2 separate regions of the Homo sapiens genome follow, and region 2 is linked to region 1. Evidence: chromatin loops called from intact Hi-C (ENCODE). Cell type or tissue: PC-3. All regions are shown on one strand. Links, peaks and the distances in the headings refer to the core of each region. The heading gives the core; the rest is flanking DNA. Region 1 overlaps SYT16 (synaptotagmin 16). Region 2 overlaps SYT16 (synaptotagmin 16).

Region 1 (4,412 bases), core at 298-4,297:
AGAGAAAAGAAAATGGGGGCTATGGTTTGACTGTGTCTCCTTCAAAATCCAGGTGTTGCCAAAGTGGTAGTATTAAGAGGTGGGGACTTTAAGAGGTGATTAGGCCATGAGGGCTCCTCCTTCCTGAATAGGACTAAGACACTTACAAAAGAGGCTTCACATAGTGAGCTCACTCAGTGAATTTGCTCTCTTGCCCTTCCACCTTCTGCCATGTGAGGATGCAGCAAGAAGGCCTTCACCAGACACCAGACACCAGATACCAGTGCCTTGATCTTGGATATCCCAACCTCCAGAACTGTGAGAAATAAATGTCTTTTCTTTATAAATTACTCAGTCTCAAGTATTTAGTTATAGCAACATAAACAGATTAAGAAAATGGGTAATTGCAACAGTTTGAAATATACTTTGATATGACAATTGTATGGATCATGGGAGACATTCCCCCCACTCATTGTGATCCATGCTATACTTAAGGAAAAGGGCAGGTTGCTAAGCAAACAAAAAGACAGGGACAAAGAGCTACTCCAAACTTTGAGGGCTCAGATACTACATTACATGTAATAATTTACTATAAGGCATATAAAAGAAAAGCTACCTAATTTTTTAATGAAGACAGCAAAGTGTAGCAAACTTGGAGAATCACCACACATAACCAAATAAGGTTTACCTCAAGAATTCAAGAATAGTTTAATATTAGCAATTAATATGTATCATTTGATCCAATAGAAAAATGTAATTAGAGAAATATTTTATTGTTTTTTTTTTAACAATTTGCAAGTGACTATGGCAAGGGTGCAGAGTACAAGGTTAGTATTCAAAAGTCAACTGCCTTCCTATATACCAACAATAAAACTAAAATAGACCAGCAATAAATTTGAAATTTAAAATAGAATACCACTTACATTAGCACCCCCCAAAATGAAACACTTAGAAATATTTTTGACATTTTGGGGCTGGATAACATAAAAATATACAAAAAATTATGAAAAAAATAAACATTTCACCAAAGGCACAATCCATGAAATAAATAATAAATTGGACTGCATTAAATTAAAAACATCTGCTCTGCAAAACACACTGTCAAGAGAACCATAAGACATGCCACAGACTGAGAGGAAATATCTGTGAAAGATATATCTGATAAACGATTGTTTTCTAAAGTATACAGACAACTCTTAAAACTCAACAGTAAGGAAATGAAAAACCCAATTAAAAATGGGCAGAATGTTTGAATAGATAACCCACCAGAAAATATATACCAATGGCAAATAAGCATAGGAAAATACACTCACCCTCATACATCATTCAGGGGCTACAAATTAAAACACCAATAAGACACTACTACATACTTATTAGAAATGGTAAATGCTGGCAAGGATGTGAAGCAACAGGAACTTTCATTCATTGTTGGAGGGAATGCAAAATGGTATAACCACTTTGGAAGACAGTGTGGCAGCCTCTTACAAAACTAAGATTTCACTATATGATACAACAATTGTGTATTTGTCCAAAAGAATTGAAAACACGTCTACACAAAAACCTGTACACGGATATTTATAGCAGCTTTATTTATAATTGCCAAAATTTAGAAGCAACCAAGATGTCCTTCAGTAGGTGAATGGATACATAAACTGTTACATCTAGATAATGGAATATTATACAGCCCTGAAAAGAAATTAGCTATCAAGCCATGAAAAGATATGGAGAAATCTTAAATGTATACTATAGGTGAAAAAAGCCCACGTGAAACACCTATATACTATATAAGTCCAACTATATAACATTCTGGTAAAGACAAAATTATAGAAACAGTAAAAAGATCAGTGGTTGTCAGGGGTTAGTGAGGAGGGAGTTATGAATAAGCAGAGCACAGAAGATTTTTTAAAGCAGTGAAAATATTATGTATGATGCTATAAATGGTAGATGCATATTATTATATACTTGTCAAAAATCATAGAACATACAACACCAAGAGTGCAGGCTAATATAAACTCTAGACTTTGGGTGATAATGATGTTTCATTGCAGGTTTACTGATTGTAATAAATCTACCACTCTGGTGGAGAAGAATGATAGTGGGGGGAAAATGGAGAACACAGGGTGTATGGGAACTATGCACTTTCCGATCAATTTTATTGGGAACTTAAAACTGCTCTAGAAAGTCTATTAACTAAAAAGCTATCTGTTTTCCATAATTTTTATTTTAAGGATAATACACATACATCACTTTTCTTAAATAAAAGAGTAGTAATCAGTAATAAAAATAGCAATCCTTTGTCCCACCTCGCAATTTTGCTCCTCTGCAGCCAATATTTTAAACTCTTAGAGCTGATTCTTCTGGTATTTACCTTCATTTTTCTAAGTATATTTACACTACTACTTTTCACTTATCAAGTTTGAATATTATAGAATTCCTGCGGTAGATGAAACTCTAGCTATTTTGCACGACTTCCATTCTCTTCCACCTTTGTCCAAATATTATATACAAAATTTTTCATTAAGTCAACAGTTGCTATTTATATTATTATGACCATAAAGATATTGTTCATATCTGAGCTGTTTTACTAATATTTGTAAAAGGGTAACAGGAAAAAATTCAGAAAATATTCCACATTCCTAAGTGGAAAGGCATATTTTAAAGACACCATTTCTTCCTCTACTTTTTATATTAGATAAACACAATAAGGTTTTTATGGGAAATTGATAAAACATTTTCCCATATAAACTTTAGAATCAAACAGCCAAGACTAGCACATGTTTGAAAAAGAATACACTACCAATGTTTGGTTAAAGATAAGATAAACAGGACATGTTTGCAAGGTAGCAAGACTACACGATTAAAAAACTAAGGATGGAGTACCTTTTATCAGAATAACCATCCCACAAAAGCCACCTCTAAAAGCTGAATGAAAAAATATACACAATTGTTTGAACAAAATTTTGAAGCTATTCAAGAACAACTGGCACAGGTAGGACTTAAGAATCTATGATCCTTGAGAGAAGAAAAGCACTGAAGGTAATCTACACATTCACTTCAACTATTTCCTTGGGAGCACTGTTCAAAATTCCACCATGGGGAACTAGAGATGAAGAGAAAATGGTAAAATCAGCCAAAGCAGCTGGGACAAAATTCCTGGGAGTAGGTAAGCACAGAAGAGTGAACCCAAAAATATGAGTAAAAATTTCCCCCAAGTTGTTGGCCAATTCCTAAGCTGGCAGCTGGGAAACTAAAAAGCTAAGCAGAGATTTTATCACCTGTATGTTTGGGGGAAGTCAGAGTTTGGTGGTCAAATTCTACTAAGGTAAAGTACACTTGATAAATACTTGGACTTTCATTGAGATGTGAGGCACTGCAGGTTAGCAATAAGAGCCATCTCTAAGAACAAAGGTAAGACTGCAATAAACCTACCCAAACAAAGCCTAAAATAAGCCCTTGAAAGTGTCAAGGTAATCCACTGGTATTCCAGCTCCCAGCCAGCAGGGAAAAAGAAGAAAAAATCATGGACAGCCTCAACAATTTTTGATGCACAATGTTTGGCAGTAAGTCACAAATTACTGGGCTTACTGAAAAAACAGTACCAAATGACATAAAACCGAAGAGAAAATCAGTCAACAGAAATAGAACCACAAGCAATTCTAACAATGAAGTTATCAGACAAGGACTTTAAAATTATTAAGATTAATATGTTTTTAAAATTTTTTAAGCATGAATATTTAAATAGAGATGTAGAATCTGTTTATAAGGGGACTCAAATGGAAAATCTAGAACTTAAAAGTATTCTATAACTAAAATTAAGAATCCAATTGATAGCTTTGCACAGTGGCAGTATCATAGCCAATGAGTACACAATTATTGCTAAGTGAAATAATCCAATTGATGAACCCAATGGCAGATTAGACAAAGCAAAGCAGAAAATAAGCAAACTGAAAATGCCTACACTGAAGTACATTTTTTAAAACCGGATAGTAAAAAAAGCACAAATAGTGTATGACATATATACATATGTCTGTGTGTGTGTGTGTGTGTGTAATACAAATTATAGAAGGAGAAAAGGAAATGTGGCAGAAGCAATATCTGAAGAAATAGGGGCCAAAAATTCTCCAAAATGAATGAAACATCAAACACGAAATCAAGATAAATAAAAAGCAGATCACACCTAAATACATCATGGTAAAACTGCTTAAGAAAACAAAGAGAACTCGCAGAAACAGCCAGTGCAGAACAGAATATTAGCTTCAAAAGAACAATAAGAATGAGGTCTAAATATTCAACAAAAAATTTCAAAGCTGGAAGACAATGCAATGATATATTTAAAGTGCTGAAACAAAAAAAGAACTACCAATTCAGAATTTTACTTCAAAAATAAAGGAAAATACATTTCAAACACATATATGCTAAGAAATTCATAACCA
Region 2 (4,412 bases), core at 165-4,164, 59 kb after region 1:
TCGAGTTACAAAACCTCGAGTTAAGGACTGCGAAGGGTGGACAGCAGTCACCAGAAGCTAGGAGACAGGCACGGAACAGATTCTCCCTCAGAGCCTCCAGAGAACCAACCTGCCAACACCTTGATTTTGAACTGCTGGCCTCCAAAACTGTGAGAGTAGATTTCTGTTGTCTTAAGTCACCAAGTTTGTGGTAATTTGTTGCAATAACAACCCTAGGAAACTAATGCACCATCCAATGGCATCCCATTACCCAGAGGACAAAATCTGAATTCCCTAACTCAGGTTACAAGGCCCTTCATGACCTGGATACTGATTCCAGTCTTTATCGCTCATCATTCTCCAACATCAAACTCTTTCTTGTTGCTGTGTTCACCTATTTCTGGTTCCCCAAACGTAGGTCACACCTCCAGATCTTTGCATATTTCAACTCCCTGGGACAACTGCTCCTCTGGCTAATCTGATACCATGCTTCCTTTGAAACCTTTCTTGTTCTTCTAGACAAAGCTGGATGCTTCTACAGTGTGTTGCCACCTACCAAGCCCTTGACAGCTTCTTCAACCAATTTCAAATGTTAAATTTTAAACTTTATAAGAACAGGGACTATGTCTGAGTTACTCATTGTACTCTCAGCAGCTAGCAAAAGGTAAACATTCAATAAATAATTTGTTGCCTGAATAAATGTTGGAACTCTTCTATGTTACAACACATTGGCCAATGTGCCTGTCAGTGAAAACTCCTGGAAAGACATACCTCAAGGGTGTCAGCAAAACTACCAACATAGGATATGATTTACATTAAGATAGGTCTTAGGAAAAAGAGGATTCATGTATAAGCAGAAACATCTTCATCTTATAATGTCATTAATTAATGAAATTAAATTTTTATTTTTGAATAAAGGATCTTTTTCCATCATAAAAGCAGCATGAAACTCATTACATAAAATCTGCAAAATATGGAAAAAGATAAAACAACTCACTACTAAGATTTTGTGTGCTTCCTTTCAGTCACTTTATCTACATGGCAAATATAAAATTGTAAAGACCTCACTGTTTTGGCTTATAAATATTTGTATTTATTAAAAAGTTTTAATTATTTTTAAATAAGTTAAAGAAAAAATAAGCAATTCATGCATAGAGTAGAATGTTTGGAAAATATTAGAAAATATAAAAATGATGATAATGTTCAATCTTATCACCTGTCACAGTTAATATTTTAGCTTGGTAAATAATTTTTTCTTAACTTTTTTTAATCATAATTGATATACTATTTCATATGCTTATATTAATGAATTTAATGTAAAAACATTCACAGATTGAAGGTAATATGAAGAGATTATTCAATATAATCTCCAAAGACACAAGAAAAAGTGTAGAAAATGGCCCTTATGTTACTCAAAATAACTCTGCTTTTTTGGAGAAGAAACATTTTTGTTAATAACAATTCTTGTAGTAATGGCTTAACTATGGATGGGTATAACATTTTTAAGTAAGTCCCAATATTTTTTTCTTCCCAAAACTATACAGACATTGCTCCATTACCTTTTAGCCTTAATGCTCCATAAATAAGTGTGATGATGCAGCTTACTTTTCGTTACTCTGTGGGCAACAGAATTTTTCAGTCTGTATGCTACTAGAAGCTTTTCCTTTATAACACAAAAATTTTACCAGAATGTATCCTTCTGTGAGTCTCTTTTGTTCATTTTTCCTGGAAGCCAGATTTCATCAGATATCCACAATTTTTTTTTCAAGCTTAGGAGAGTTTTCTTCAATTGCATCTTCGATAATTTATTCTATTTCAACTGCTCTTGTTCCATCTTAAACTACATTACTATTTCTTCAGCTACAAACTTTCATTTTTCCCTATTTGTTTTTTCCTCTACAATCTGACAGATATTAAACATTCCCTACACATTTTCACTAAGTTAAAGAAGTTAAAACATGCTTATAACCACTCTGGCATATGCACTATTATGACCTTTGAATATCTGAGTCAGAGACAAACAGTTAAGATATGGTCTTTCTCCATGCTTTCAGGTTGGGGCAGGGGTGAGGGATGGGGAACACTAGAAATAAGTTCAAGTCTAGCTAAGGAAAGAGAAAGCTTAGTTCAGTTAGAGAGAGGTTAGAGAAAGGCAAGTTTGGTTATTTCAAAAGAGTTCATGTTTCTTCCGGAATCTATTAATTTCAATTTCATCTTTTTCTGTGCTTATGAGTACTTAGTGAGAAGTCTAAAGAAGTGCATGAAGGACTCTTAGCCATAGCTATGTTAAACTGTAGATTTGATTACATGCTTTCTAAATAAGTAGAGTGTCATAGCAATGACTCAGAAGGCGGCAACACAAGACTTATAGGATTGCCTAATCAGGGTTGCACAAAAAGGGCCCTGTTTAGACATGTTTAAAATTCCAAATGTAACTCAGCAATTCCACTCCTAGGTATGCACCCAAGAGAATTGAAAATGCAGTCATACCTTGGATATAGTGCAGGTTTAGCTCCAGACCATCACAATAAAGCAAAAATCACAACAAAGCAAGTCACACAATTTTTTTATTTCCCAGTGCATATAAAAGTTATGTTTACACTATACTGTAGTTTCTTAAATGTGCAATAGCAGGATATCTTTAAAAAACCATGTGCATACCTTAATTAAAAATACTTTATTGCTAAAAAAAAAAAAGCTAAAAATCACTGATCCCTCAGTGAAACATAATCTTTTTATTTATGGAGGATGTCTCAATGTTATGGCTGTTGAATGATCAGGACAGGTAGTTGCTGAAGGTTGGGGTGGCTGTTACCTTAAAATAAGACAACAATGAAGTTTGCCTCATCAACTGACTCTTCCTTTCATGAAAGATTTCTCTGTAGCATATGATGCTGTTTGAGAGCATTTTATCCACAGCAGAAAGTCTTTCAAAATCCTCTCAAACTCTTCCACTGCTATATCAACTAAGTTTACGCAGCATCCTAAATCCTTTGTTGTCATTTCAACAATGTTCACAGCATCTTCACTAGGAGTGGATTCTATCTCAAGAAACCACTTTCTTTGTTTATCTATAGGAAGGCCACTTTTCATCTGTTCAAGTTTGACCATGAGATTGCAACAATTCAGTCACATCGTTAGGCTCCATTTCTAATTCTAGTTCACTGGCTATTTCCATCACATTTGCAGTTACTTCTTCCACTGAAATCTTGAGCCCCACAAAGTCATCCAAGAGGGTTAGAATCAACTTCTTCCAAACTCTTGTTAATATTGATATTTTGACCTCCCATGAATCATAAATGTCCTTAATAGCATCTAGAATGGTGAACCTTTCCAAATGTTTTCAATGTGCTTTGCCCATATGAGTCAGAGGAATCACTATCTATGGAAGTTATAGCCTTGCAAAACATATTTCTTAAATAATGAGCTTGAAAGTTGAACTTACTCCTTGAACCCATTGGCTGCAGAGTGGATGTTGTGTTAGCAGGAATGTAAACAACATTTTTCTCCTTATACATCTCCATCAGAGCTCTTGCATGACCAGGTGCATTGTCAGCGAGCAGTAATATTTTGAAAGGAGTCTCCTTTTTCTGAGCAGTAAGTCTCAACAGCGGGTTTACAATATTCAGTAAACCATCCTATAAATAGATGTGCTGTCATCCAGGCTTTGTTGTTCCATTTCTAAAGCACAGGCAGACAAGACTGAGCATAATTCTTAAGGGTCCTGGAATTTTTTGAATGGTCAATGAGCATTGGCTTCAATTTAAAGTCACCAGCTACATCAGCCCTTACCAACAGGGCCAGCTCGCCCTTTGAAGTTTGAAGCCAGGCATTGACGTCTCCTCTCTAGCCATGAAAATCCTAGGTGGCCTCTTCTTCCAGTAGAAGACTGTTTGGTCTACATTGAAGATCTGATCTTAGGTAGACCATCTGTATAACTTGCTGCTGCTACATCAGCACTTGCTGCTTCACCTTGCTCTTTCATGTAATGGGGATGGCTTTTTTCCTTGAACCTCAGGAACCAACCTCTTCTGGCTTCAAGCTTTTCTTCTGCAGCTTCCTGACCTCTCTCAGCCTTCATAGAATTAAAGAGACTTAGGGTTTTACTCTGGATTAGGCACTGCCTTAAGGGAATGCTATAGCTGGTTTGATTTTCTATATAGACCACTAAAACCTTCTCCATATCAGCAATAAGGCTGTTTTGCTTCCTTATCATTTGTGTGTTCACTGGAGTAGCACTTTTAATTCTCTTCAAGACTTTTCCTTTGCATTCACAACTTGGCTAGCTGTTTGGTACAAGAGATCTAGCTTTTGGCTTATCTCAGCTTTGGGCATGTCTTGCTCATGAAGTATAATAATTTTCAGCTTTTGATTTAAAGTGAGAGACTCTTGCTTTCACTTAAATACTCAGAGGCCATTGGAGGGTTGTTAAT

What was found. Hi-C counts contacts between places; a loop is a spot of excess contacts. Peaks named below come from ENCODE experiments on the same cell type or tissue, not always from the same donor. Only the 100,000 strongest peaks of a DNase experiment are listed, where the experiment ranks them.
Region 2: it touches region 1 in a loop (5-fold over the local background); 1 of 110 quality-filtered maps calls a loop at or near these places.

The regions. Positions count from the first base shown.
Region 1 is chr14:62,022,234-62,026,645 of GRCh38, reverse strand. All of the region lies in intron 3 of SYT16 (synaptotagmin 16), which reads right to left. Among named protein-coding and RNA genes, the nearest start is that of LINC00644, 120 kb to the left of the region's middle. In PC-3, for the core only: no CTCF peak of the experiment used is centred there; no DNase peak of the experiment used is centred there; H3K4me3 peaks cover 1,186 bases; H3K27ac peaks cover 3,150 bases.
Region 2 is chr14:61,963,163-61,967,574 of GRCh38, reverse strand. The region is part of intron 1 of SYT16 (synaptotagmin 16); the gene reads right to left. Among named protein-coding and RNA genes, the nearest start is that of SYT16, 150 kb to the right of the region's middle. In PC-3, for the core only: no CTCF peak of the experiment used is centred there; a DNase peak (open chromatin) is centred at 2,354; H3K27ac peaks cover 1,332 bases.